Regions from separate parts of the Mus musculus genome. Here region 2 is linked to region 1. The links are chromatin loops, found by intact Hi-C in ENCODE. Cell type or tissue: left cerebral cortex. All regions are shown on one strand. Each heading gives the region's core, and the rest is flanking DNA. Links, peaks and the distances in the headings are about the cores only.

Evidence for each region. Hi-C counts contacts between places; a loop is a spot of excess contacts. Peaks named below come from ENCODE experiments on the same cell type or tissue, not always from the same donor. Only the 100,000 strongest peaks of a DNase experiment are listed, where the experiment ranks them.
Region 2: it touches region 1 in a loop (9-fold over the local background); 2 of 42 quality-filtered maps call a loop at or near these places.

The regions. Positions count from the first base shown.
Region 1 is chr1:46,955,853-46,971,518 of GRCm38, reverse strand. No RefSeq gene overlaps it. Among named protein-coding and RNA genes, the nearest start is that of Slc39a10, 110 kb to the right of the region's middle. In left cerebral cortex, for the core only: no CTCF peak of the experiment used is centred there; DNase peaks (open chromatin) are centred at 5,270, 6,180, 6,992, 7,347 and 2 more places; H3K27ac peaks cover 6,226 bases.
Region 2 is chr1:47,186,156-47,201,821 of GRCm38, reverse strand. No RefSeq gene overlaps it. Among named protein-coding and RNA genes, the nearest start is that of Gm39638, 58 kb to the left of the region's middle. In left cerebral cortex, for the core only: no CTCF peak of the experiment used is centred there; DNase peaks (open chromatin) are centred at 5,594 and 8,595; H3K27ac peaks cover 1,854 bases.

The sequences.
Region 1 (15,666 bases), core at 3,109-11,108:
TGGACCTTGGAGGAGAACCTACCACCACTTTACTAAATCAGCATGATCTCTAACTGCACTCTCAATATCTGTCCATATGCCCACAGATAAGTGTAGTTCTCATCCTTCATCAAGGAAACTTGTTGATGCAAATGACGGAGACCACTACCGAAAAGTATAGCAAATCAAAATGTAGGATTGCAGAGCCCAGTTCCAACTGGTACATCTTTACCATAACTCCTGCACCTAAGGCTCAGGTATCATTACAGAAGAGGGAGTGGAAAGAGTATTTGAGAGAAACAGGGAGTTTGCTATGAGGTTGTACCACTGAGAAATGCCAGAAGCCACACCCATAACTACCAACTATGACCTCTACAAAGACATCACTGATAGATGTGCTACTGTGGATGGGGGAGGGGAGCCCAGGAAGCCTCAACCCTACCCAAAGAACTACAGGCTACGAAGGAATGCGGAGAACAGGAGAAAGAGTCTTTCCAGGGAAAAACTCAACAATTGGTTATTCAATACCAAATGGTCAGATCTGAAAATAAACATACAAGTAACATTATATAGACTGAGCCAGACACACACACACACACACACACACACACACACACTGTATTTAGGAATTATTTCAACAGTTGAAGAAAAACTTCATGAATTTGAAAGAGAACCAGAATGATACATGGGAAGGTCTGAGAAAAATAAAAGGAAGAGAGAAATAGTGTAAGTATGTTATAATCACAAAAAAATTAAGGAGTTAAAAGACAAACTAAAAAGAATAAATGAAAAAAAAAAATGTCCCACCAAAATACCAGCCAGCAGGGGGAGCCCAAGCAAAATTCTAAAATGGTGACAGTACTGATAACATACTAGCCAGCAGAAGTTCTGCAAACATGAGCTTTGTTATTCGGCAGAACAGTATATATTCAGCACTCCATGGACTAAGAGGATAAAGACGAAGACAGGGAGCACAGAGCCAGAGCCAGAGCCAGAGCCAGAGCCAGCTTTGTTTCTGTGCCTGCTCTCTGCCTCAACTAGCTGATTAGGTTAATTACTGCTCAGCCTCGGCTTTGCTGTATCTTTAAAGAGGCAGATAAAAGATATTTTACAACTGTCACAACCTATCTCTAGTGCTTGAAGACCTACCAGCTCTATTGTGGCATCTCTTGTAAAAGAAATCTGAATCTAACATCAAAAACTCTCTAAAGCCATTTCATTCTTTTCAATAAATATTTAAGATATTTTATCATCATCATCCTTCCTCCTCATCTTCCTCCTCCTCCTTCTTCTTCTTCCTCCTCCTCGTTCTCTCTCTCTCTCTCTCTCTCTCTCTTTCTTTTCTTTCTCTTTTTTAAAAAAATGTGACCATATCCTTGAGGCAGAAGAAAATTCTATATCTTCATGAGCTGGCAGGTCTTCTTTGAAACACAAAGAATTCCTAACTTCTAACCTTGGCAGGGACCCTTTTTCCTCCCCCTTTTCCTGTTGTGAAAACCCTCTGAAGTCTTGTCTGTAGACTAATGTAGAAAACACGGCTGTGTACAAAGGCTGCTTGTCACCTCTGAATGTACTCCATCAGCATGCTGCCTGCCACTTCATGTTGTTTAGCATCACGGACTGCTTTGCAGAAGGACACCGACGCCCACATCTATCTCCTTGAGACAGGCAGAGAAAGAAATCCTTTTTCCTGTCTCCAAAAGGACTGACAAGCTTTTAGTAGTGTTTATCTTCACTGAAGGATGATAACCTTGGATGTGAAAGTTGGAAGAGACTGATAGGATTAAGCTCCCTCATCTGCATTCCCCAGTTTTCTTTGGGGGGGGTAAAAGGCTGAAGCTTGTCTTTTTACTTGTTCACATGGATCTTTCTAAACTTAAAGTTATATTTATATACCAAAAAACAAGTATATCACTGTATGAAAATTTTGCAAAAAAAATGAGATTTTTTTTTGGTAAACCTAAAATTCTTTTAATGGATTATACATTCAGTATTTTTCCGTACTGTCCATCACTCCTCCCATATTATCCACATGGTTCTGTCTGAACTGGTATTTTGAGACTCCATATCATGTCATAGTTACACAGTCTTGAAGGTCCTCTGATTGAAGTCAAGTCTAAGGACTATTATTATTTACACTGGATTGACTCAAGGGCAATATAATCTCCCCTGATTGTTGTCAATTCTATGAACTAGATGATTATTTACACCGGATTGACTCAAGGGCAAAGATGGGTAAAACTGGTGTTCCACCATTAACTTGTATATTAGGATTCTCTTGTAATCTAGATTGTGACCTAGAGTCAATATTACCAAAGTTCAATAGGTACAGCTGTATCTACTAGGTGGACAGTGTGATTTACCAGAGGACTGTTTACAGAAAGGACTGTGAAACCCCTAAGAAAGAATAAAAACCCAGGTACTGAACTTTGACTCAGAGGAGAACCCTTTTTCTGACTCCAGTGTCATATTTGTTCCAGCTCACCAAGATTTCCGGTCTACTGCATAAAGAACACTACATGAACAACAACTGTGCCTAGGCCTTGGACTCCAGCAGGAACCTCATTGAGCTTTAAGGGAGCACTGTGGTTTCTAGTGAGTGATTGGCAGTGGGCTTCTAAGCCCAGCAGCAGCTGGGTACAGGTGAATTGTCAGGCAAGGCTCAGGTTAAGCTCTGCAGTTCATTCCAGGCAGAAAGGCACAGGCCTTGCCAAATAAATAAATAAATAAATAAATAAATAAATAATCACATGAAAGGGGTCCTTGAAGGCACCTCTATGAATCTCCTCCTCTCCATTTCCTTAGGAGTACTGAGCCATTCCAAGATCTGTGGCAGGAATGAATTCTCAGATTACAAGGGTGAGATCCGAATGGGGCCTCAGAGGTGGCTTTACACTGGACTGGTTCCTCTCTACAGTTACTTGACTGCCAACAGAGATTGAGTCAGCATTGCCCACAGACAAGCTTTGAGCTTGTTTTTTGTTCCCAAGTGGACAAAATCGTCTTGTGGTCTTAATCTGACCTTCAGGGGGTGTTTAGCTGTCTGGGCTTTGGCCTTGAATTTCTTCACAAGACTATCTAAAAGTTATCCTATCTGGTTTTGTCTTAGAAATCGAGATTGCATCCTCAGTGTGTTATCCTAATGAAACACAAGGCCTCTCTTGTTCTTTTCAAACCATTTGTACAGACCATGAAGGCCATTCTTCACTCTGAATTATTTTTTATTCATCCACCTTTCAAACTTCACAAAATAAGCATTAAATCTTACAGATATGTTAGGGAACAAGATTTATTTTATTTGGTAAACTTAATGTAAATTATGACTATTTTTTAAATAACCTAATATAAAGCATAATGAGATTAGTGAAACTCCATGACCAGGCTTTAAGACACAAAGTAACAATTTCAAGTTAATTTTTAAAATTATTTTATTATTACTATTACTATTATTGTTGTCTTTGCATGTAAGTGTGTGTGTATATGTGTGTGTGAGAGTGGGTATATTTGTGTACTAGCATGAAAAAACCATAGGTCATGTGTAGATGTCAGAGGACAGATGGGGAAGTTACTTTTCTCCTTCCACCATGGTTTCAAGAGCTTGAACTTGGGTTATCAGTTTTACAGGATATCCTAGTTAGGTTTCTGCTGCTGTGATAAAACCATGACCAAAAACAACTTGGGAAAAAGGGTATATTTTCACTTATATGTTCTAATCATTGAGAGAAGACAGAACAGGAACTCAAGACAGGAATCTGGATTCAGGAACTGAAGCTAAGATCAAGGAGCAATGCTGCTTACTAGCTTTCTGTCCCTGGCTTGCTTAGCTTTTTGTTCTATACAACCCAGGATGAGAATGAGGAGGAGGAAGATGAGGAAGGAGGGGACGAGAATTGTCAAGCAGGAGGGAAGAGCAGGAAATGGGTTTTGAGTGCCTGGAACTCATTAAACATGTTTTTTATCAAGCACAGAGCTTCTTCTCTTGAGGTCTGAGAGTCTAGCAAGTTATAATCCCAAAACCAGCTTAGAGATGTGCAAGGTCAAATTGCCACTGGCATCAACCCCAGGAGATTTTAATGAACTCTGGGCATTAGGCAGTGAGGCGCTTTCCTCTGATATGATGCAGCCATATCTGTGATGGGAGTGCCAGCACCACGTGAAGAGAGCCTTTGTCGGTCTTCACAGCCACACAGGCCGTGGCATTTAAGGTTTTCCTCTTTGTAAGTCCTTCCCTTCAATTTCTACTAAAGTAACATTTAAAGAAAGAAATACTTAACTTTCCTTTGATCAGAAGGAAAATTGTATTTTATTTGGACTGAAATAAATTTAAAACTATCTCTGCCAAAATAATACATTTTAAAATAACATAAAAGCTAGCAAATCATGCTTGCTCTCCCCAATCCCCGTGATGCGCATAGCTCCACAGTACTTAATTGCTTCCACAGGCAGAGCCTAGGATTTGAAAACTGTATGGCAGTCGTGTGAGGCTGTTTTACATAAAAGGATAAGACAGAAAGCTGTCTCCTTGCTCTGTCCTGCAGTCTTTCTTCTGTAAATTTACCCTTCTTTATGCTAGCTTTAATTCCCTGCCAGAAGGAGAGGAATCTTGCCCTTTTTTCTTCCTCTCTGCCAAACTCTTATTGATCAGTTGGTGATGAGTTAGGAAGAGCTTGATGAGAAAGCCACTGTCTAGGCCTTCAATGTCAAGATCAAGGAAAGCTTATAAAGAGACGCCTTTCATCTGTTCCTAAATCAGGGCCTTAGGTAATCAGTTTGTGTCCAGAGGCAATGAGTCCCCCAGAAGAGGGTCTGTGACTCGGAGAACTCTGGCCCATGTTTTGTCAGCTCATTAAGGATATGGTCTGCCACAAAGTGACTTTTGAACACACTAAGTAGGAAGAATCAAATGGTTTCTGTAGTGACAAGGTCAACTGGATCAGAGCTTGAGCCTGGAAATAAATCAGATACTGAAGAAGTAAACAAAGCAGAAGCTGAAGACACATTGGTTACAGACAGAGGCTTTTATCTGTCAGCCAGCAAGCCGCCAATGCTTTTTACACATTGGCGTTTGTAAGGTGGTGTCTTATCACATCCTGTGCTTCTTGCTCATCTCTCTTGGTCTGTGAGCTCTTGAACAGCTAGAACCTGATCATGCATATTTGTATTCCACAGTTTGCAGCATATTCTCTTTCATATAGCAGGTGTTTGATGTGTGAAGAAATAAAAGAGGAAAGGAACAAAAACTCTATGTCCTGTCTCTCAGAGACATTTATAATGAGGCTTTTTGCTGTAGGGATTTTATAAAGCCACAATAGAAAACACACCCTGACTGTAGAGAATAGCAACACTGGCAGATGGCGTGGGGGGTGACAAGGATAAGAATGACTTCTGTTTAGGGACCACCCTGTCCCAGTTTTCACATACCACCTCATCTAATATTTAAGATGATATCATGTGCAGGCTTTTTCTTTTTAATGTATCAGATAAAGAAACCAGGGCACAAAAAGATGAACTCACTCAAAAACCCTAGTTTTAATGCTGACCCACCCAGCATTAAAATTTCCTATTCCAAGGCATGGCTTTCTTCATTCTATTAGTCTGTTTACAATGGGCAAACATACCTTTTTATAGCCATTTTAACCACAAGCAAGTATTTCTATCAGGCTGGCATGACCAGTACACAAGACTCTTCATGCTCACACTTCTTATTTTAAGGCTTTATTCTGGAAACTTCTCTTACTTCAAACAAAATTGGAAACAAACACATTCTATTGGCTGAAATTATAAGAGAAACAGTGTGTGTGTGTGTGTGTGTGTGTGTGCACCAATTTGTTTTGCTTTTTGAAATGGAAAGTCTCTGTAGCACATAATGGTCTGTAGCTCACTGTATAACTCAGGTTAACTTCAAATTCTTAACAATCCTCCTGCCCCACTCTCCCAAATCCTAAGATTACAGGCATAAACTACCCTGCACAGCTCAGATTAAATATACTGAGCAATAGTTTTCAAGAAATTGAACATTAACCAATAATACAAAGTGACCCCAAAGTGATGGCAAACAAATATCAGGAGCCCCTGGCATGCTTCAGCTTCCTGCTCTAAGAGAAAATGTCCAGACAACACCTAGGGGAATGCTAGAGCCGAGTACACAGATCTAGGTGCCCAAGGAAATCCACAGCAGCTGGGAGCTGCTGAGCAGAGGTGCAGAGAGGAGAGAGGCTCAGCAGCCATGGAACACAGCAGATCTATAGGGCTGTGTTAATTATTCTCTGTGGGTCTTTGAGGAAATACATGTGGCCAGGAGAATCGCTAATGAGTAAATAAAATCATGTTTATTGTAAGTAAACACTGGTAGCTTTAGCCAAAACCACTTCAGTGAACACAGTGGATATTTCGAAAACCCTCTGAAAGAAGTTCCGCCAACACCAAGCCCACAAAGTGACAGAATTCAAAGGCAGGTCTCAGTGCTGAGGGAAATGGCGTTGTGATAGGAAGAGTCTCTGTGTTAGTCAGACTCCATTGATTTTCTAGAAAAGGAGTAAAATAGCACAGAGTGTTTTACAAGCCTGAGTGTGATGAGCCCATGTGCCTATCGTGGAGAATGCTACGTGCTAGGAAACAGGAGCATTGTGAACTATGAGGTTGGAAGGAACAGGGTCCAGTGAACCTGTCTTTCATTTCATCTTTGGTTTTATTATTAAGACAGTAAAATCACGTTATTCTTTTTGTTTCTTTTTCTCTTAAGTCAAGATATCCCTTTGCAACACAGGCTGGCCTACAACTGACTATGTGTCAGGACTGGATTGAAATTAGCAACAGTCCTCCTGTCTCAGCCTCCCTGTGTGGGGGATTGCACAGATGAGCCACTATACCCAGAAGACAATAAAACCTCGAGGTCATGTTCACATACAAAGGACTATCTGGTAGCAAAGGGCATTGCTAATTCCTAAAACGTAAGTAACTAAGGGTTGGATACATGACTCCACAGAAAACAGCACTTGCTGCTGTGTAGAGAACCTGGGTTCTGTTCCCAGAAATCACATGGTGCCACCTAACCATCTGTAACTCCAGTTCCAGGGAATCCAGTACTTCTTGCCTCTACTGGCACTAAGCATATGCATGGTACATATACATACATACAACCAAAAAACTCAGACACGTAAAATGAAAATCGAGAAAAGCTGTTTAAAAGAACTGATTATGTAAATTGAGGTTGCATAACTGATTTTTTTTTTTTTTTTTTTTTTTTGAGAATCCGGAGTGTTTAGCATTTCCTTCTGCAGATTTATTTTTTAAAAAGAACCATGGCTGGGATTTGGATGATAATGAGTCATTCCATGAATTGGGGAGTATAGCTTTCTCTTTGTTATGTAATTTATAGACTGCCCACAGCAAGGAAGCCTGTAAGCACTGAGTCAGAGAATGGAGAAAGGCATCTAAGCTTTTCTACAGGGACACTCAAGAACTGCAGTGAACCAAAGGTGTCATTATCAATACAGACTGAGATCTGCTAGCTGATCTGCTTTAGTTCCTAGACTGGCTGAGAACTGAGTGGTTTCAGGCTCAATTGCAGTGTTAGATTTTTCAGAGGTAGAGACAAAAGACAGGCTAAAAAAATATATATATCAAGCAGTTTTTAAAACTACTGGGGAAAAATAAAACTGTAGGGAAAAATAAAATAATACTTGTTACCACTTTTTTACAACTCAGATCAAATACAGAAACCCATATACAAAAAAATAAATAATTAAAGATGTCTTCTAAACATATCTTAGTGTTGTTCTCCTCCTCTTCCTCTTCCTCTTCCTCTTCCTCTTCCTCTTCTCCTTACTCCTCCTCCTCCTCTTCCTTGTATTTTTCTTTTTGAGAAAGGCTGACTCTATATATGCCCAGGCTGTTCTCCAGCTCATATATATATCCAGGCTGTGTCCTACCTCAGCCTCCCAGTTAAAAGTGTGCTTTCCTGGACAATAGTTTTCTTCAGAGATTAAAAACAAGTTTTCAAAATATGAATCACCTCATTCCCTAAACAGCTAACAATCCTGAGTCATTATTACTGGTTTTATTGACTTTATTTTCAGAGGGAGAGAAAGAAAGAGAGAAGGAGGGAAGGAAGAGGGAAGGAGAGGCAGGAAAGAGTTTTTTGCTCACTCAAAATGCTGTCCATAAATGATCCTCCAGCCTCAGCCTCATGAGACATGTTCCATCATGTCTGGCTCCTCCATCAGACTATGAGATCTTTGGCAAAACTCATTACTAACCTTTTCTTTGAAGCTTCCTTGCCTAGTTCAGTGCCTAGGCATGGTAGGCAGTCTATAAACATTTGCTAAAATGAGTTGGCTTGGCCAGGAGGGTAATCACCTGCCACCATCTTCTTTTTAACACTTAATACATTAGTTAGCTACCAAGCTAAATTTTTCTAGGCAAGTAGTTTTTTTTAATACATAGAATAGGAAGAATGCTTCTCTATTTACATAATTGTAATGAGAAACAAGTGGATTATGCATTTGCTTTTACCAGAATGTAGTGAACTTTCAGTTTAAGATTCACTATAATTGTTCTTTAATTATTTCTATTATCATTATTAATTTGGCTTTGATTCTGATACCTAAAGCAGTGTGTTTGATGAACGAGTTATAAAAGTGAGTGCTTGTTTACCTTCAAAAATTTATACACTGGGAATTCATACACCCCAATATGAAGATATTGGATGGTGGAGCCTTAGGAAGAAGTTCTGTGCTACTGTGGAGCCCTCATGTATAAGAGATGGGTGGGTCAATACTAGCAGATGGCATTGTAAAGATCTTGGGAAAGACCTCAGCAAACTCCCTGTCTTCTAGTTCCTTGATCATAGCCTTCCCAGCCTCTAAAATTGTGAGAAATCCATGTGCTCTGTGTACAGAAGCCAAAAGACAAGAATGTCAGATACACTAGAGCTAGAGTTACAGGTAGTTACAAACTGCCCCAAATGGATGCTAGAAACTGTATTTTGAGTTCTCTGAAAGAGAAGAAAGCATTGAAGCATCTCTCTAGCCCAAATACCTCTTCTTTCATGGTATTTGAAGATGTAGACCAATTTTCAAGCAAAAAAGAAAAAAAAGTTATCTTTTTCCAAATTTGACTTAGTATACCCTACTATAGGTGGTTAACACTGATTGTCGCTTGACTGGGTTTAGATCATTTAAGAGAGAGACTCTAATGGTATCTGTGAGAGAGTTTCCAGCTTGGGTTAATTGAAGTGAGAAGGCTATCCTTAAAAGTGGGCAGGGTCATTCCACAGGCAGGGGTGCTGGAGTGACCAAAAAGTAAAGAGCTAGATGAACGCCCGCATTTAACTCTCTGCTCTCTGTCTGTTGATACAATATGGCCATCTGCTCCAGGCTCTTACTGATATTCTCTTCCGGCCAAGACGGACTGTAATCTTGAGCTAGGGGCCAAGTAAACCTTCTCCCTTAAGCTGCTTCTGTCAGATGTTTTGGCACAGCACTAAGAAAAGCAGAGAACACAATGTATGTGAGCTTTTCTCTATTCTCTGGGGAGCATCAAAACATCTCATTGGCTTCTCTGAATTACCAAAGACAATCCCTTGTGAGGAGGAGGCAGCAGGTTCTCTGGGAACACTGAGGTTAGTAATGTTTAGGTTCTGAAATGCAATGTATGGAGCTTTTGTGAAGGTGAGCCCTTGACAATACAGTAAGGGAACCAGGGCTGAAAGGGTTGAGACTCTATGATTGATGTTAAACAATAACACAACCTTGGTCCAGTTTTTCATGAAAGATTATCAAAGGAACAGTGTCCCTTACTCTGATCAAGGCAAGCAAGTATCAGCAAATGTGATGCTAAATGGAAAGGCAGTTTCTAGAAACTGAATAATAAAATGTTTAAAGCATAACTAAGAAAGGTTAAAGCCATTAGAAAGACTACATTATCAAGAAACCAGCTGACTTCCTCTTCCTTCCAACTCCTGTACCACTGTTCTGTTTTCCATCTGTATTAATTTCCTGGTTTATGTGTCTCGTAGAAGTGGAGCGGAGTGCTTTAAACTTATAATGAACTTATGGAGCTAGTAACAGATAGTGAATGTTTAGTCAGGTATTAATGGAAAGGCATGTAAACAATTCTGCTGTAACTCCTTATTAATCTATGACATGAACTATTGCTTTAAACTTACTATGAACTTATGGAATGTAAAAGTTCTTAGAAAACTATGTGATCCTGAGAAATAAATACTAAGAACAATAATCAAGAGGTGATTTATGTCTGAACTTTCTCTCCTTCCTTCCTTCTTCTTTTTGCTTTTTTTCTTTTCTTTCCCTTTCTTTTCTTTTCCTTTCTTTTCTTCTCTTTTCTGTTCTTTCTGGTTCATGAAGAGTTAGTGAACTCTGATTCTCTCACCTGGCCAGTAAAGTGTCCTTAAGCCAGAGAGAAAAGAGACCAAGCAACTAACCTTTTATCTTAATTCACTGCTGCTGTCAGGAGGAGTGAAACTGCCAGAAACTCTCGGCTTTTAGCTACAGAATAAGAAAGAGTTAATCACCAAAAGTCATCATCATTTGGCCTCCTTCACCAATGCCATCCTCACTGCCTGCCACTGGTTATCCCTGTGCTGCTTAACTGAACCCTGACACTTTTTTCCCTACTGGGTCACTTCATACAGCTTTAAGATGAAGAAAGGCACCTAGTCTTATTGCAACTTGATATGTCATGTTCAGTTAATATCCCTAGGACAGTTGCCCTTTTATGAAGGGAAAGGAGGAAGGCATGAATGGGGGAGAAGGTGCATTATCTAGGAGGACAGGATGGAGGGGCAACTGCTATCAGATGTGGTATATGAGAGAAAAATAAATAAAAAATAAAATAATTTTGAAGACATTTTCCTATGAGTTTGGAATCTTTGCTCTCTCCTGTTCCTATTATTCTTAGGTTTGGTCTTTTCATTGTGTCCTGGATTGCCTGGATGTTTTAGTTTAGGAGGTTTTTATGTTTTGTATTTTCTCTGACTGTTGCTTCAATATCTTCTAAGGTATCTTCTATGCCTTTGATTCTCTCTTCTATCTCTTGTATTCTGTTGTTGATGTTTGCATCTGTAGCTTCTGACCTCTTTCCTAGGTTTTCCTGTTGGGAACAAAAGAAGGGATCCCGGGGGAAGGCTCTGGGGAAGAGGGGTAAGGAAAGAGGGGCCCAATGTCCAGCCAGAGTTCCTGTGCTCTGGGCAGGCAGATATAGGTGTTGGAGGGCTGCCAGGCACTTTCCACTCAGCCCCAGGTGGACATCTAAGCTTCTGACCCCACTCAGCGGGGGGTGGGGCAGGTGGACAAGGGGCAGCCGCTGACCGGGGACCCCAAGGCGACACCCTGTAGGTTATAGGAGAGAGGGATGAGGGAAGAGGTTCCCAACACTGACCAGAGTGCGCAGCGTATATTGATGGAGCAGAGACTATGTTTTAAGAGCTTTATTATACAAATGCATGGAAAAAGAGAAAAGGGTGGGGGAAGGAGAGGAGAGGAGAGAGGAGAGGAGAAGACAAAGAGAGGGGAGAGAGAGGGTGAGAGTGAAGGGTAAGAAGTAAGAGTGAAAGAGTAAGAGAGCAAGGTGGGGGCTGAACATCCCTTTTTATGGACTTCACTGTTGCTAGGTAACTGGGGAGTAGTTTAGCCTGAAGGTCAGAAGCTTGGGCAATTGTCTATGTGACTACTGACCATGCTTCTCTTGTGAGGGCTGTGGGAGGGAGTAACTTAGGCAGGGGCCAGAGTTCCAGGATCATGAGGGAACGCCTACCGTGTCATGTAGGTGAATTATGACCGTCGGGGTTCAGACCTCAGCTCGACTGGATACCAGCCTACAATTCCCCACATTTTCCATTTCCAGTGTTGCATCCATCCATGATTTCTTTATTGTTTTTAACTTCCATTTTATGTCGTGGACCACTTTGTTCTATTCCTTCACCTGTTTTATGGCATTTTTCTGTATTTCTTTAAGGGATTTATTTGTTTCCTCTTTAGGGAATCTACCTGTTTACCTGTGTTTTCCTGTATTTCTTTCTGTGAGCTATTTATACCTTCCTTAAAGAGCTCTATTATCTTCATGAGATAGGATTTTAGGTCAGCATCCTGGTTTTCAGGTGTGTTGGTGTATCCAGGACTTGCTGTGGTAGGATCTGCTAGGAGGCCTTCAGAGTCTGGGGTCTTCAGAGAGGCAGACAAGCTGCTAATCTGCCCCTACAAAAGGCGCATGTCAGAAGTGCATCTCCTTTAATCTTTTCGATCCAAATTAACACTCTCCAAAATGAACTTTCCTACAGACATGTTTAACTCCCAGAAGTATAATTCTAGCCATTTCTTGGGTAGATTCAGTGAGACTTATGAGTAAGGATGGATGTCAGGGCTAACATGATTTCAGCTGAACACTGTTAATTTCTCTTTAGAAAAATTGTTAAAGAATGTGACCCCTCCATGTGATTATTTCTTTCATGTATATAAGTTATATATAAAATAAACTATGCTGTATAAGTTTTCTGTAGTATTTGGAGAGTTTTTATGTTGTCTGAGACATCGTGCTCACACATGATTATTCTGACTGGGCATATGATCTAAGGAAAACCTTCACTGAAGACTTTCTCTTTAGAAGTCATGATTTATGCCAGACATAGTGACATATGCCTGTGGACCCAGAACTAGGGATACTGACAACAGGTAATGCAGGTCTGAAGCCAGGCTGGCATACATAGTGAGATTCAAAAGAAAAATAAAAAGAAACTAAACACCAAAGCTCTGTCATTCTAAGCTTCTAAGCTTGTCTTTTAGACAGAAATTTTTACAATGAGTAGTAGGAAGAAAAGTATTATACTTCATTATTATAAGATACAAGAGAATTTGAAAAATATTCTCATCTTCCCTCCACTAGAATTAGAATATTTCAGAATGTTTGGTTTGTGTCTTTCACCCATCTCTATAAATGGCACAAATATATATGGAGGTACAGCCATCTATGCAGATGAAGGCACAGACATAAAACAGGTCAGGGTATAGACATGTATGCAGGTATATAGATATATATACATGGTGAGGCACAGACATGGATGCACATAGATGAACAGACATGTATGGGACACAGACATGTATGCAGGTAGGGACTTTATATTCCTGTGTGGAAGGAAGCTGTTATGATCATAATAACTTTGTAATTGGACATATTCCTCCATAATTTAGGTAAGAGAATTTTTTTCCTTTAAACACAGAAAAATGAAAATTAACATGTCTACTTCCTCTTTTCTGGAATCTCATCATGTGTCTGAAAGACACTTTGTATAGACAAAAGCTACTCACAGTGCATTCTTGCCTGGAGAGGGCCTATGAGGAGATTCGACCTTAATAAGAAAAATGCAATTAAAAATTCTTCTATATCCTCCTGCACAAATGTGCAGACTACAAGCCTAGAGAGTTCAAATGCACAGGAATAGTGCAAATCAAAGTCAGATACTTTCAGATACAAACCCATGTGAACTATCACATTCATTGTGTCAGTGACCACATCTCAACTCACTGCCTTTTTTTTTTTTCCGGTCTTAGAGCTTTATTCTAGAAAGGCAGGGGGAAGAGGAGAAGGTAGAAAGAAAGAGGCCAGCCATGGCCACATAGAGAGGGAGGAAGGGAGAGAGAAAAGGAGGACTAGAGATGAGAGTAAGAAAGGTGAGAGCTTAAAGAGCAATCCACTGCCTTAATGCACACAGATAGGACACTTTGGAATCAGGGTCAAGTCTGAGGGAGGCCTTTACTTTTTAACAACTTCACTAAAAGTAAAAGCATTGAAAAATCCTAACTTCATTAATTGTCTCTATCAACAAGCTCACTTTTGTTTTATTATTAGAATACAAACCTCAAGAACATAAAGGTTTGGACTGGAGAGATGGCTCAGTGGTTGAGAGCACTGACTGCTCTTCTAGAGGTCCTGAGTTCAAATCCCAGCAACCACATGGTGGCTCACAACCATCTGTAGTGGGATCCGATGCCCTCTTCTGGTGTGTCTGAAGACAGCTACAGTGTACTCATATAAATAAAAGTAAATACATCTTTAAAAAAAAGAAGAAGAAGAAGAACATAAAGGTTTTTGTTGATTTTCTTCACTATCTGTGTAAGATATTTTTGTGTCAGCTTGACACAATTAAAAGTCATCCAATCTTGGTCCGGGACCCGCCGAACTTAGGAAATTAGTCTGAACAGGTGAGAGGGTGCGCCAGAGAACCTGACAGCTTCTGGAACAGGCGGAAGCACAGAGGCGCTGAGGCAGCACCCTGTGTGGGCCGGGGACAGCCGGCCACCTTCCGGACCAGAGGACAGGTGCCCACCCGGCTGGGGAGGCGGCCTAAGCCACAGCAGCAGCGGTCGCCATCTTGGTCCCGGGACTCCAAGGAACTTAGGAATTTAGTCTGCTTAGGTGAGAGTCTGTACCACCTGGGAACTGCCAAAGCAACACAGTGTCTGAGAAAGGTCCTGTTTTGGGCCTTCTTCTTCGGCCAGGAGGAGGTCCAAATACAAGATATCTGCGCACCTTCCCTGTAAGAGAGCTTGCCAGCAGAGAGTGCTCTGAGCACTGAAACTCAGAGGAGAGAATCTGTCTCCCAGGTCTGCTGATAGACGGTAACAGAATCACCAGAAGAACAATCTCTAAACAGAGTCAACTATAACTACTAACTCCAGAGATTACCAGATGGTGAAAGGTAAACGGAGGAATCTTACTAACAGGAACCAAGACCACTCACCATCACCAGAACCCAGCACACCCACTTCGCCCAGTCCAGGGAACCCCAACACACCTGAGAACCTAGACCTAGATTTAAAAGCATATCTCATGATGATGGTAGAGGACATCAAGAAGGACTTTAATAAATCACTTAAAGAAATACAGGAGAACACTGCTAAAGAGTTACAAGTCCTTAAAGAAAAACAGGAAAACACAATCAAACAGGTAGAAGTCCTTACAGAAAAAGAGGAAAAAACATACAAACAGGTGATGGAAATGAACAAAACCATACTAGACCTAAAAAGGGAAGTAGACACAATAAAGAAAACTCAAAGCGAGGCAACACTAGAGATAGAAACCCTAGGAAAGAAATCTGGAACCATAGATTTGAGCATCAGCAACAGAATACAAGAGATGGAAGAGAGAATCTCAGGTGCAGAAGATTCCATAGAGAACATCGGCACAACAATCAAAGAAAATGGAAAATGCAAAAAGATCCTAACTCAAAATATCCAGGAAATCCAGGACACAATAAGAAGACCAAACGTACGGATAATAGGAGTGGATGAGAATGAAGATTTTCAACTCAAAGGTCCAGCAAACATCTTCAACAAAATTATTGAAGAAAACTTCCCAAATCTAAAGAATGAGATGCATATGAACATACAAGAAGCCTACAGAACTCCAAATAGACTGGACCAGAAAAGAAATTCCTCCCGACACATAATAATCAGAACATCAAATGCACTAAATAAAGATAGAATACTAAAAGCAGTAAGGGAAAAAGGTCAAGTAACATATAAAGGCAAGCCTATCAGAATTACACCAGATTTTTCACCAGAGACTATGAAAGCCAGAAGAGCCTGGACACATGTTATACAGACACTAAGAGAACACAAACTGCAGCCCAGGCTACTATACCCAGCCAAACTCTCAATTATCATAGAGGGA
Region 2 (15,666 bases), core at 3,804-11,803, 230 kb before region 1:
CATAGAAGTCACAGAGCAGCACACTGCATCCCATCCCAGAGCTCTACCTGCCTTCTAGGAGACCTGCTCAAATCTGAGACATACAGCTCTATCTGTCTCTGGGGAGGACTACTCCATTGCAGAACACTCACTCCAACCAACACCAGAGACAGCTAGATGGCCAAAGGCAAGCTCAAGAATACAATCAACAGAAGCCAATATAATATGGCACCATCAGAACCCAGCTCTCCTACTACAGTAAGCCCTGGATATCCTAACACTCTTGAAGAGCAAGACTGTGACCTTAAATCCCTTCTCATGAAGATGATACAGGCTTTTGAAGAGGTGTCTTTGTTATGGTTTTACTCCTGTGAACAGACACCATGAACAAGGCCAGTCTTATAAAGGACAACATTGAATTGGGGCTGCCTTACAGGTTCAGAGGTTCACTCCATTATCATCAAAATGGGAGCATGGCAGCATCTAGGTAGGCATGGAGCAGACAGAGCTGAGAGTTCTATATCTTCATCTGAAGATTGCTAGTGGAAGACTGACTTCTAGGCAGCTAGAATGAGTATCTTAAACTCATGCCCACAATGACACACCTTCTCCAATGGGTAACTCTTACACAGTACTAGGTACAGCTGCAGCATGAGGTACAACTTTGACTATCTCTGGAACACAGCTTCTTTGTGCTCTCAGAAAACACTTCCCAGATTTCACCTCAGTGATGTAGGTCTCTTTTTAATCACTGCTAATTTCTTATCTCAAGCTAACCAGCATCAATTGTCCCAGTAGTCCCTTCTATTTTTCATTCTAAAGCCAGAGTCATATGGCCAAAGCTGCGAAGTTCTGCAGCTTGTGGGAGCTGGAACACAGCCTTCTTTTTCTATTACATTAGCCCTAGCTTTCTGTTTTTCAACTCCTTCACTGCCTAAGCTTGGCTGTTCTGGATCTTGCTCTGTAGATGAACCTTAATTTCAGAGACGTGCATGACTGTCTCTGGAATTAAAGACATGACACCATTCCTAGATTTAAGCTTTTCTTCACCTAGAACTTGCTTTGTCCCAGGCTAGCCTTAAATTCAGTGATCTGTTTGGCTTTGTCTCCTAAGATTAGATCCACCAAACCTGCATCTAAATTTAGCTGGGTAGGATCTTGCCCCAAAGTCCTACTCCTTAATCTGCTATCTCATATGACACAGGATTCAGCCCCATTTCACTTCCTGGTTCCCCTTTAATACTCGAACCATCTATTTTATATTTTTCTTTTCTAAGCTTGCTATACTTGTTTAAAATGCTCTTCATGAGATTTAACCAGAGAACAAAGTCTCTGCTGGGCTTTTTTGAGATTTCCTTTGTTGATGCAATTAATATAAATCTCTTTACCTTAGCCTCAGGTAGATTCTTCAGACAAGGGCAAAAGCAGCCACATTCTACACTAAAATACCACAAAAGCTGTCTCTATGCCACATACTGAAATTCTTCTCCTGGGAAACCTCCTGGGCGAGGTCTGCATAGTTCAAATTACTCTCAGCAACCAAGTCTTACATATTCCTACTAGAATGTCCCATTGAGTCCCATTTAAAGCATCCACCATTTTCCAAATCCAAAGTCCCCAAATTTACATTCTTCCAAACAAGAGTGTGGTCAGGCCTACCACAATACCCCAGCCCCTGGTACCAATTTCTGTCTTAGTTGGTGTTTTACTGCTGTGAAAAGACATCATTGACCATGGCAAGTCTTATAAAGGACAACATTGAATTGGGGCTGCCTTACAGGTTCAGAGGTTCAGTCCTTTATCATCAAGGTGGGAGCATGGCAGCATCTCTATGGAGCAGACAGGGCTGAGAGTTCCATATCTTCATCTGAAGCTTGCTAATGGAAGATTGACTTCCAGGCACCTAGGATGAGGATCTTAAACCCACACCCACAGTGACACATCTACTCCAACAAGGCCATACCTCCTAATAATACTACTCCATGGGTCAAGCATATGCAAACCATCACAAGAGGTTATAAAAAAAAATCCCTTAATGAAATACAGGAAAACACAATCAAACAAGTACAAACTCTTAAAGAAGAAATGAATAAGTTCCTCAAAGAAATACAGGAAAGTACAATCAAAGGTAAAGGAACTGAATAAAATGGCCCAAGACCTTAAAATAGAAAAAGAAACAATAAAGAAACACAAATAGAGGCAGCCCTGATGATTGAAAACCTAGGAAAGAGAACACAAATTACAGACACCAACATCATCAACAGAATAGAAGAGATGGAAGAGAGAATCTCAAGCATAGAAAATACCATAGAAGAAGTTGATACATTGGTCAAAGAAAATGCCAAGTATAAAAAGTTCCTAACTCAAAACATCTAGGAAATTTAAGACACATGGAAAAGAACAAACCTAAAAATAATAGGACTAGAAGAGGATGAAGATTCTCAGCTCAAAAGGCCAGAAAACATCTTCAACAAAGTAAAAGTAAACTTCTCTAATGTAAAGGAAGGATAGTTATAAACATACCACAAGCTTAAACAAATCTAAATAGATTTTACAAGAAGAAAAAAAATCCTTCTGCCATATAATAATCAAAACATTAAATATACAGAACGAAGAAAGAATATTAAAAGCTGTAAGGGAAAAGGCAAGTAACATACAAAGGCAGACCTATCAGAATTACACATGAATTCTTAACAGAGACACTAAAAGCCAGAAGATCCTCCCCCTTGCAGACCCTATGAGACCACAGATGGCGCCCTCATACTACTATACCCAGCAAACCTCTCAATCACCATAGATATAGAAACAAAGATATTTCATGACAAAACCAAATTAAACAATATCTTTCATCTAATCCACCCCTACAGAGCATAATAGAAATAAAACTCCAATACAAAGAGAGTAACTACACCCAGGAAAACACAAGAAATAATCAACTCACAGCAAAACCAAAAGAAGAGAATCACACATACTCAGTAACAACTCCAACATTAAAACAACAGGAACTAACAATTATTGGTCATTAATATCTCTCAACATCAACAGGCTCAATTCACTAATAAAAAGACACAGGCTAGCAGACTGGATATATAAACAAGAGCCATCATTTTGCTGCATACAAGAAACAGTGGGATATGTAGGGGCCACCTCCTGTAGCCAGACAGGACCCCCCACCCAGTGGAAGGACAGGGACATCAACCCACCCACTAAACTTTAGACCCAAAATTTGGCCTGTCTAAAAGAAAGCAGGGATGGAGCAGAGTCTGAAGGAAAGTTCACCCAATAGCTGGCTCAACTTGAAAGCAGTCCAATGGATAAATAGCAATCCCTGACATTATTAATGATACTCTGCTATGCTTGTAGACAGGAGCCTAGCATAAATGTTCTCTGAGTGGCTATACCTAGCATTAGATGTAAACAGAAACAGATACACACAACCAAACATTAGGTGTAGATTGGGGATACCTATGGAAGAATTAGGGGAAAGATTGAAGTCCCACAAGTAGATGGGAACTTCACAGGAAAACCAATAGAGTCAACAAACATGGACCCCTGGGAGCTCTCAAAATCTGAGCCACCAACCAAAGAATATATACAGGCTGGAATGACGCCACTACCCACCAGGCACATACATAGCAGACAGGCAGCCCAGTCTTCATGGCTGCCGTCTCTGGCATCAGTGCGAGAGGATGAGCCTAATCTGGCAGAGATTTGATGTGTCAGGAAGGGAAGTACGATGTGGGGGGTGGGGGGTCCCACCCTCTCAGAGGAGAAGGGGAAGGGGTAGAGACTCAATGAAGGAGGGACTGGAATGGGGGGTTACATTTGGGACCTAAACCCATAGGAAATAGGAAGCTTAAGTGGGAGTGCAAAATTGATAACTTCCCTTTTCTAGTCACCTGGCTTTCTGATGCAGAACTCCCGAGGGAGCTATAATAAGGCTTAGGAACACAGACAGCATCCTTGGCCTGGCTGATGCCCTTTATATTACTTCTGTGAATGAGCTTGCACAGGCTCAGTCTTTGTTGGCCCCTTTCTTGTGGTACTTTACAGTTAGAAACAGCCAGCAAATGCCAGCCTCCTGGATTTGTCTTCCTTCTACTTCCAGTGCAGTAGCAAAGGCCATCCACCATGGAATTACCAGTGGGATTTAATTAGATATTTTGTCACAACTAATAAGAACCAACAACTTTACAACCTTTAATATCCACGTTGTCTTTCAGAGTGGACTAACTCAAGCCGGTGTTTGCTATTTTCAAACTTTCCACAGATAAAACCTTTTTGGGGACCTACGTTTGTACTGTTAATGTACTACTAATGCCTATATTTAGCTATAGATAATGTACAAGGCAAAATGGCATAATGAGAAGACAATCAAACAGAACCTTAATGTGAAAGGAACAGGAAGAGTAGAAAATATGTAAAAATACTTCCCTAAACAGAAGACCAAAATATATATTTATTATATGTGGATATGTAGAGGTACATGTCACTTGTAATGTGGAAAATGCAAGTTAACAAACACTCTTTACTTACTTACTTACTTGGTGAAATTTGTTTCTATCTGACCATCTGGTTATTTTTATACCGTGTTTTCATTACCAAGTACTGATAAACTGAATAACAAGCTCTACTAGTGGGAGTGCTTCTTACAGCACTTTATGCAGAACTATTTTGTTAAAATCTCATAAAACTGAAGATGAGCATACGTAACTACCAGAAAAACAGTCAGCACAGCAGTAAGAAAGGCTGGTGAGGTGTCACAAACACACTTGAAATGAACAGACATTCTCACAAGGAGACAGTCAGACCCTCAAGGCTGGGGATGAAAGGAAAGCTGAAAGCTAGAAACACCTTGCATGAGCTGTCGGTGTGGCTGCCTAGGGAGTTTTTCTATTGCTGTGCACCCTTTCCTTGATCTGTATGACAGCACAGAAGTTAGAAGTAGGGCTTCATTCCTAACTCAGTTACACACCTCAGACATACATACATGTTTTCATGCACACACACACACTCACAGGCAACTTAGATACAGACAGACTATTTTCAGTAAAAGGGAGAACTATAAATAGATCTGTACATCATATATATATATATATATACCCCGGTTTAATCTCCTGTCACCAATAAGAGAGACAGAAGAATGGAAGGGATACAGAGATCCCAGAATCTAAATTCTTTCCTTTTGTTTCATCTTTGAGCACGACTACAAACAAACCCCGTCCAATCCCAATGAATGACCAACAGCCACCAACCCATCTTCTCAGGGCTCTTGCATTTATATACCCTTTGAAAATTCCCAGAATGTCAAATGTCAATTCCAAATGTCAAATGTCAATTACAGAAACTATCTGCAGCTGGCAAAACCATGCCTCTAGTAGAGCAAGTGGCAAATCATTTTCACCTTCTGTGGACAGTCCAAAGCAGCCCCATATCTTGGAAATAAACCTGGGATTAAAACGAAAACATACTTTTATAATATTTCTGTGTTTTTTAAAGAAACCAAAATTCCTGTTACTATAAGCAGGCTCTTGGAGACATCTTTGATGTCTCACAACTCCTTCTATAAAAGGACTGTACACAAAATTAGAAAGCAAGAGAACTCTTCAGTATGAAGTAACCCAGGGGAAAGAACAAGAACCAAGGAAGAGAGGAAGGAAGAAAGCTGTGCAGGAATTAGGCAGGAAAGGCCATCATAGTGAAATAGTGACATTCACTTGATAAGCTCTGAAGGATGTACAACTTCAATAGACTCACAAGTGTTGGTGCTTTGTAGCTGTAAATCCACAGAGAAACTTCAAACATCTATCCATAGAACAAATAATGAGTCAATTATGGCATAGAATTTCACTGTAATACTGTGAAACACTTTTGATTGAAAATTACTACATTTAAAACTATGCATAGAGGGCTGGTGTGATGTCTCAGCAGGTAAGGCACCTGACACCAACTCTGATGAACTGAGTTCCATCCTTAGAGTCTACATGGTAGAAGGAGAAAATCAGTGCCCACATTTTCCTCTCTCTCTCTCTCTCTCTCTCTCTCTCTCTCTCTCTCTCTCACACACACACATACACACACACACACACACACACGTGCATACACACCCTCGATGATAAGGTGTAATAAAACCATTTAAAAATTAAATATATGCATTTCAAAAATAAAAATGAAAACTTACTTGGATTCCCAGTATATAAATCAAATAAATTTTAAGTGTATACATTATTGATGTTTATATATGATAAAATATGAAAAGAGTGAAGATGATATCGAAATAGTAAGCGATTTTAGAAAGGATGAAAAAGCAACAAGCACACTTATGTTTTGCTGGGTTGAAGCAAGGTTTAGCAGTGTAGCTAAAGCTGGTATAAACCTTAGCATCCTCCTGCCTAAGCTTCCCGGGGGTTGAACTGAAGGTATTGCCTTAGGTATGGGCCACGCAATGTGGCTTCTCAAACATTTATAATAAAGCCCAGGCCTCCTGATTGCTAATTAATAAGATCATGCTTTAAAAGGGAATCTTCACTAAGCTAAACTCAAAATCAGATCATACGATTAGACCTAAACCCAACTTTACACAACATTATACATGTCCTTCCTTAAATAACTCTAACTTCTCATAGCATGACTGTCAGGAAGTTGCAGGGATGTGTTCACAGTAAACGCTTGGAGAAAAGGAAGCTCTCAAAAAAATAATAATAATAAAAAGGAAAAAAAACAACAACAGTGAAAACATCAATTACAGTCATAAGCAAAAAGGCAAATCTTCACACTAGATTTTTAAAAATCAAAATTAGAACAACTTTTTCTTTTGTTTTCATACCGATTTATGTACCTCAGTTTAATCTAAATTAATTTACCTAATTTTATTCCAAGATTAAATAAATTAAATGTGCCCACATAGGTCCACATATTTTTCATTTATTTACAAAATAATGTGCACATAGATACATAAATATGTGCAGAGACATACATGGAGTATACCAACATCTGTCTTGAGAGGAACTGGCTGGCCAAAGAGATTAACAAAAGATCCATTCTGAAGTGATGAAAGCAACTTTATTCACAAGGGACAGGCCCAAAATACTGCATGGCATAATTGCACATCTGCCTTAGCATTTGCACATTCCAAGGGAAATAGACATCTGACAGCAGCAGGCCTCAGGCATGGACCTTAGTCCTGATCACCTGTTGTGCTGCAGATTTACTGACTGATGGGTTTATAAGCACACAAGACTGGGAGTTCCCTACAAGAATGTAGCATTTAAAAATCCTCATATGACATTCTGGGCTAGAAGTCAGTCTAAGCAGGCACACAATTTCTTTGTTGTTGAATTGTGGGGAGCCGCCCTCACATTCGCCGTTGCAAGATGGCGCTGACATCCTGTGTTCTAAGTGGTAAACAAATAATCTGTGCATGTGCCAAGGGTAATTCTCCACTCCATGTGCTCTGCCTTCCCCGTGACGACAACTCGGCCGATGGGCTGCAGCCAATCAGGGAGTGACACGTCCTAGGCGGAGGATAATTCTCCTTAAAAGGGATGGGGTTTCGCCATTCTCTCTCTTGCTCTCTTGCGCTCTAGCGCTCTGGCTCCTAAAGATGTAAGCAATAGAGCTCTCTTGCTCTCTTGCTCTCTGGCTCCTGAAGATGTAAGCAATAAAGCTTTGCCGCAGAAGATTCCGGCTTGTTGCGTTCTTCCTGGCCGGTCGCGAGAACGCGTGTAAGATTGAATCCTTTTTGAAAGAAGGCAGGATGATATGGATAGAGAAGATGGGAGGAATTCAGAGCCCTGCTTCATCCCTCCAGCCAACAATGGTTGCCTGAAAGTCACTACTAGGGACACTGGGGAGCCACAGTAAAGAAGACCTGCTTGTAGGCCTCACTAAACCAGAAGCACAAGAATGTGAATCTGGACACAGATATACGCTTAGGTAGGTTAAGATTTTCCATAGACTTGAATTACCCTAGTTTAATAAGGAAAGCTTCTATCATGGCCAACCTCAAGATCAGATTTCCCTCCCATAATGCAGGTACCAGGTAGGGCTAGGTCATTAGAATGGCATTGTACATGGTATCAGATTCTCAGCAACACAATTCTTGTTACTAGGAAAGGCTTCTTCCTTCCCTTCAACTGGGAGAACTTGGGTAACCTTGGTGAAAGAAGCCCAGGACTAAGGTCCTAATAATACCAATGTTTTCCTTGATTATTTCCACTGAAGCAGACTTATCAACAGAACTGTCAGCAAGCACTAACTGTTTGGTTCTTTGGGTTTTCTTCCATTGCAGGATAAAAATCCATATTAGCACCCAAATGCCCAGAACGTCAGAAATGTACAAGGAATTACTCTTCTTATAACATGACATAATAAACTGTATGGAGACAACTGTAGGCAGAAGACAAACATCTTCAAAGAACATTGCATACTCCCTCTCTGCAATAAAAAAAAAATTTCTGGATGAAAAAGAACACGATTCTGATTGACTCTTTGCATCTCTGCCTTGAAATAAAGATTCCAACTTCTCCTGAATCTGAATTTAACAAAATTAACACTGGCAGGGCTTGGTGAGTCAGTCTCAGTGGGGAAAGGTCCCGACTGCTGCAGAGGCGTAAACAGCAAGCTGGTGTTTGGATGAAGACCTAGAAAAGAACACCAGAGTGGGTGGTTAGTGGAAACAGATGCTCTGTGCTATAGAGGAGTAATGATCAGACAGTATTTTTAGTTTCTCTTTAACTGTATTGGGGAAAGAAAATCCATTGTTAGTCTTCTCTCATTTAAAGAGTTACAAAGTTGCAGTCAGTGAATGTGCTTGTGTATGACTGTGGATACGATGATGTCTTAGTTTCCTTCTTGCTGTGATAAAATATCCTGATAAAAGACAACATGTGGGAAAGACATTTGGCTCACAGTTTAAAGGGAAGTCATTGCACCGTCACTTGAGACCTCTGCTCACATTGAATCCACAATCAGGAAGCCCAGATTTATGAATGGTAGAGTTCAGATTGCTTTCTCCTTTTATTCAGTCCAGGGCATCCTTTGGACAGTCATGCCACCACACCACACTAAGGGTGAGCCGTCCCACCTCAATTACCCTTATCCAAACACTCAGCATGAGAACTGAAACTTCGTAGTCCAACTCCATGAACTCTTCTCGGCTTCCCTTGATCCATTAATGTATGCTGAACTTAAAATCACCTTCCCATTGTTTCAGATATTTAACATGGCTTACCTTACCTGTCTTTATGTTTTAAACTCAGCACTTTACTAAATATATCAGAATGCAAAAAGGATACATATGTCTCTCCATGGTTTCAGGGAAATGTGGGAAAAGCAGGGGCCTTGTGCTCAGACTTCTTTATCTGTTAGAATGTGGAGAATGAAAATAACAATAAAGAACTAAAGCTCCTCTCTAAGCTTTGTCTGTGATGGCCTGTCTGTTTTTAAATCAATATCCTTTGAACTTCTGAGAATTAACACAGTAGAGAAAATAAAAATAATGCATGCCCTCACAGACATGCCAAAGGCTTTTCTTGTTAGTGATCCTATATCCTGTCTAGTTGGCAATTAACCTTCATAGGTGGCATACTTGTAACTTACACTGATATACAAGTGTAGTTTGTTTAAATACTGAGCCATTTCACTATCCACCTCAATGTGGAGCAGCTTATTCAGGTTTCAAATATTAATAGACTGTTTTTTATTAAATTTATAATTTTAATTTTTCTATTGTTTACTGTTAATTTAGTAACAGTGGTCACTAGTTTTAATGTATAGGATTACAGAATTTTGGAGATATAAAATAGCTTAAAACTTATCTAGTCTGTGTCTACTTTTACTGTGTAAGTCCAAGGCAAGTGTGAATAAGAAGTCTTTGACAACTCATCCAGTGAGTCAGATGAAACAGGGCAAGAATCAGGTTTCTTAAATTCTTCTCCACTGCAAGACCCTCTGCAGGAAAAATAAACTGACTTAAGCGCAATATAAAAGCCAATTTTTTTCCTTTGGGGAAAAAATTAACATTTCTGGCAAAGTGCTTAAGCAAATTTCTTATAGAGTTTAATTAAATCCTGTTATGGGACACTCCTTCCTACACAGCTGTCAGTCGAGAGTGAGCTTTAACATGATTTTTTCATTTATATATGACTTAGCAGATCCAAAATTCTATCTCAAGGACATTTTAAATTCCCAGTATCAAGTTCAAACCCCATAACACTAAGGGAGAGTGTTGAGAAATATAATCTAGGTTCCATCGTCGAAAAACTTTTAAGAGGTCCTGTGTCTAGGTAAGGGGCACAATGAGCAGCCCAGCCTAGAGGTGAGTGCTGTTGCCCAGCACTGACTACCCAAACAATCACATGCAGCAATAATGAGTCTTAGCTCTGGCTTTGAGAGGCTTTCTTCTGTACACAGATTAACTTTTTCTGAGTTAACATTTTTGTGATCTCCCAAGGTTAAAATGATCTGCTTAGATAATTGTAAAAACAAAACTATTAAAGAACAACCAAAAAAAAAATCATCGTTTAAAGTCTTTAGAGTTACAGTAGAGAAATCTAAGATAATATTGATACTTGGAATAAATAAAATCACAACTAATGATCTACTGTGAGAAAAGCAGTCTTTGATTAACACCAAAGAAATTGTTTAATAAGCACTTTCTGCTTGTTCCACAGTTATGCAAGCACTCGCTGGCTCTTCATTACACAATTATTGGAGTGATAATGCCTTTATGAGCACTAATCACTTCCTCTGGCCTCTTCCCACCCAAAGCTGTATCTCTAATTGAGTTTGCCCAGGAAGTACATTATACAGTTGTCCATCACAGGTTGACAGACCAATTTTCAGACTTCCTAAGCAGCTAGTCAGCAGACTACAGTATCTGGCAGAGAATTCTAGACATTGGAAGCACATGCATTATTAAAAATCTTGTTTTTTCTTTCTGTTGGGTTTGCTATTTTCTCAACTGGTCCCCCTGCATTCATCATCTTACAAGGTGAAGCACATGCTTCAGGTCTATAAAAGTAGCCAAAATAAATGTTATTAACATAGAATGGAGGGCTGTTTGTTGAATTTACAACAACTATTCTGCTCTAATTGACCACTTTATAGACATTAACTTAGTCTTCACAAAAAATTATAAAACAGTGTTCTATTTCACATTGATGTCAACAGAAACCCCATGAGGTTGAGTAACATGGAAGACTGGCCAGAAGGTGCCAGTCAAGATTCTCACTATTTGAAAATTAATATGGTAATCCTATTTTCTCTGTTGTTATTAATCTATTAACAGAGAAGAGACATGAAACCAATGAAGATATTTTTATTGAGTTGGGAAGGAAAGAAAATTTCCTTAGTGAAGAGACTTTATAGTAGTTGCACAAGTCTATACTCCCACCAGCAATGAAGGCATATTCCCCTTGCTCCACATTTTCACCAGCATAAGCTGTCACTCAAGTTTTTGTTTAGTCATTCTGACCAATGTGAGATCATCATCTCAGCTGATGACTAAGGATATTGAATATTTCCTTAAGTGCTTCTCGGTCATTAGAAATTCACCTATTAAGAATTCTCGGTTTAAATCTATACCTCCTGTTTAAATTGGCTTATGGGTGATCCACTTGAATTTAAGTTTTGTGCAGGGATAGATATCGATATATTTGTATTCTTTTACATGCTGACACCCAGTTAGACCATCACAATTTGTTGAAGATGTTTTCTTTTTCCCACTGTATACTTTTGGCTTCTTTGTCAAAAATCAAGTGTCCATAACTATGTGGATTTACTTCTGGTTCTTCAATGTGATTCCATTGATTACCCTATCTGTTTTTATGATAGTATAATGCAGATTTTATTACTATTGCTCTATGTGTAGTAGAGCTTGAAATAAGAGGCAGTGATGACTTCGGAAGTTCTCTTATTGTACATGATTGTTTTAACTAATTTGTGTTTTTTTGGTTCTCCATATTAAGTATTTTTTTTCAAAGTCTGTAAAAAAAATCACATTGGAATTTTAATGGGAATTGCCTTATGTAACACATGTGCAGCTGAGTCTTCATGTGTGATTCCTAAAGCAGAAGTCTGGAATGTTTGACTATATTGCCTGCCTTTGGATTCCTTTCCCGTAACCTAGCTGCCTTCTCTATCCTCAGTAGAAGAGGATGTACCTAGTTTTACTTGATATTCCAAAGCTGGTTGATATCCAGTGTAAGCCTTCCCTTTTCTGAGAAGAAAGGGAGGAGGTGGAGGTGAGGAAAGAAGGTAAGAGGGATGGAGTGAAAAGAGAGGAGGGCAAGGAAGCTTTAATTGGAGTGTAAAGTAAATAACTTAATTGACAGAGAGAGAGAGAGAGAGAGAATGAGAGAGAAAGGGAGACTATAGCCAGACAGAGCATGGTGAACATAGCTCTGGCAGGCCTTGCCCTTCTCTCCCACTCCATCCACCTTGCTAAAACCCATTAGAATACACTCCTGAAGCTCACTCCCAAAGTCCATTCTCTTCTTTAACTAATTCCTCCTTCTGAGGCTGACTACAATGGTCCAGCTCTTGAAATATTGAAGTACAGCTATCAAAAGTGCCCGTTAGTTGTAATTAACATGCCCAATCAAAATTAATCACCTCATCCTAAGGACTTCCACTTTACCATCATAAAAAAACACTTGCACATGGGACTGTTTGTCCTCCCCATCCAGAGACAGTCCTTTGTCATCATCCTCCCTCCACCCCACACACACAAATGTACTTCCCTCCTCTCCCTTGTCCCTTGTCTCCTTTGTTCTCTTCCTCTAGCTCCTGTCTTTGTCCCTTATTCTTGTCTCTGTTCTTCTGGGGCAGATAAAGCTTCGTTTTGTTTTGTTTTGTTTTGTTTTGTTTTGTTTTGTTTTGTTTTTTTGAGACAGGGTTTCTCTGTGTAGCCTTGGCTGACCTGGAACTCACTCTGTAGACCAGGCTGGCCTCGAACTCAGAGATCCATCTGCCTCTGCCTCCCAAGTACTGGGATTAAAGGCATGCACCACCATGCCCGACAAATCTTTGTGCTGAAAACTTGATATTGAGGTGTCTTGAGCTGACTTTGAGGTCCCTACAATTTGTGAAAAGAAGACAATCATGAGATCTTCTGCTAGTTACCTTTCTTGAGAGAATAAAGTACACATGTGTTGCCTATAAATGATGTTTTATAGACCAGGTCCCAAAAAGTACTTATATCTAAAATTTATATTTTCTAAAAGCCTCTCTAAACTCTATCAGAAATATGCCAATTTTGTCATTAATGGATAAGAGATTTAAATCAATACTTTACTGGAGAACTTACATAGGTAACAAATAAGCAAATATGCCCAGCATGGCTGGTCTTTGGAGGAATGCTAATGTGAGATATGAGACATTACTTCAAACACAGAAATAATGAAAATCCTAAAACAAAATGACACAAAGTAGTCACAAGGACAGAGGACTCTGGGGACATTCATGCTTTATGGGGTCTGTGGATATAAAGTGTCCCAGAAGCATTTAAAAACAGTTTGCCAATTTTCATTCAAAATATATATATACCTATTGCATGATCTAAAAATCTCCTTTATTCACATAAAATGTAAAAAACTAATTCATATAAACACATTCAAAGTAATGCTGGAGGCAGCTTCCAAAAACTAAGGAGTCAATATATTTCTATAGGGAAATGTGTAGTTATTTAACAGCTAGTGGGTCACTGTTCTTCAGCAACTAAATGGAAAAGCTACTATATTATGATACATGCAACCTCATGAATGAGTCTCAATGACACATGATAAGAAAAAGGAATTGTCTTCAGAGGCTACAATGCATTTTATTCCATGACTATGACATCCTTGAAAAAGTGAAAATGTATAGAAACTATCTTAGTCAGGGTTTCTATTCCTGCACAAACATCAAGACCAAGAAGCAAGTTGGGGAGGAAAGGGTTTATTTAGCTTACACTTCCAAACTGCTGTCCATCACTAAAGGAAGTCAGGACTGGAACTCAAGCAGGTCAGGAAGCAAAAACTGATGCAGAGGCCATGGAGGGATATTCTTTACTGGCTTGCTTTCCCTGTCTTGCTCAGCCTGCTCTCTTATAGATCGCAAGACTACCAGCCCAGAGATGGTCCCACCCACAAGGGTGGGACCTTCCCCCTTGATCACTAATTGAGAAAATGCTTTACAGTTGGATCTCATGGAGGCATTTCCTCAACTGAAGCTTCTTTCTCTGTGATAACTCCAGCTTGTGTCAAGTTGACACAAAACCAGCCAGTACAGAAACTAAAAACTGTATTCTCTGAGGTTCAAAACCAGAGAAATAATTGGCTACAAAAGCACAGGAAGAAAGCCAGATTTAATGGTGACCTTTAATCCCAGCACTTGGGAAACAGAAGCAAAGGCAGGGGGATCTCTGTGAGTTACAGGCCAGCCTACTCAAAGCAAGTTCCAAGAGTTGTTTTATTTCAAAACTTTGTCTCATAAACCAAAAGGGAAAATAAATAAGAAGGTGGGAGGAGATTGGTGGTTATGTGAGTCTATGGAGGACCTGAGACTCATAAACACTCAGCAAAACAGTTCTGGCATGTTAGTATTTATAAAATAAAATGTAAAATTTTGGTGTAGGAGGGGGTCCAGGGTACTGAAGACAATCCAAATTCCAGGCCAGTTATAAGCTTTATCTCTCTCATGTCATTGGGGACATGAGTTCTCTCTCATGTCTATCTTTCATGGCTAGAGATCTGAAATAAGTTCCTTACCAAAGAACCTCGTTTGCTGTTTGGTTTGCTTTTTTCTAGATGACTTCCTCTGCATTCATTGACTTTCAAGATGAAGCATATGCTTCAAGCCTATGAAAACAGCCAAAACGAATGTTATTGATACAGGAGAGTAGTTATTTACTGAATTCCCAACAGATTCCCGGCTCTAACTGGGTGCTTTAAACACATTAAAATAGTTTATCTTCACAAAAATCCGAAAACCTGTATGAGCTCTCATAACTATTAAATTAAAAAGTTCTTCTCCATTTCCTCTTCTTGGTCCTTATTCACCCTGAATAACAAGACAACCACATAAATGATGGGTAGATCGTCAGTCCTCAGAGCCAACACCCCGCACTGTATTGAGGGTTATCCTCACTAACCTCTCTTAATGCAAATTGAAGTTACTTGAGTTTTATGTCAATGAAGAAGACCATCTCTGTAGCTACATCCTGATAAGTTCTCCAAATATAGGCTTATCAACATATATCTGACGTCTGCAGTTTCACACCCTATAACAATTGTGGCTGAAATATTTTCAGTAGTTTGTATTTAAACAAATGAAAATTAGTGAAATATCCAATACTACTTTTCTCCTGTGAGTCTTTAACTGGTCTGTTCCTGCATTGTGCTTAAGGACTAGAAGATGATTTGAGATGTTAAAGCACACAAAATCTTTCTCACGCTATGAATGAGATGACCAAAGTGGTCTATCATCTAGTATGTCTGTAAACAGCAGGTTAAATCTCGTTTGGGTCAGTTGATAAAGCATACATGGCTTAAAAGCTTTTGTTTTGTTTTGTTTTTGTTTTTGTTTTTGTTTTGTTATCCGTAGCACTATACGGACAGTTTTAGAGAAGTATATTGGCAGATCTAACCCGGGGCAAAACTTGTGTGAGCACCAATAGTTCTAACCTTCATAGCTGTGTTTATGTGA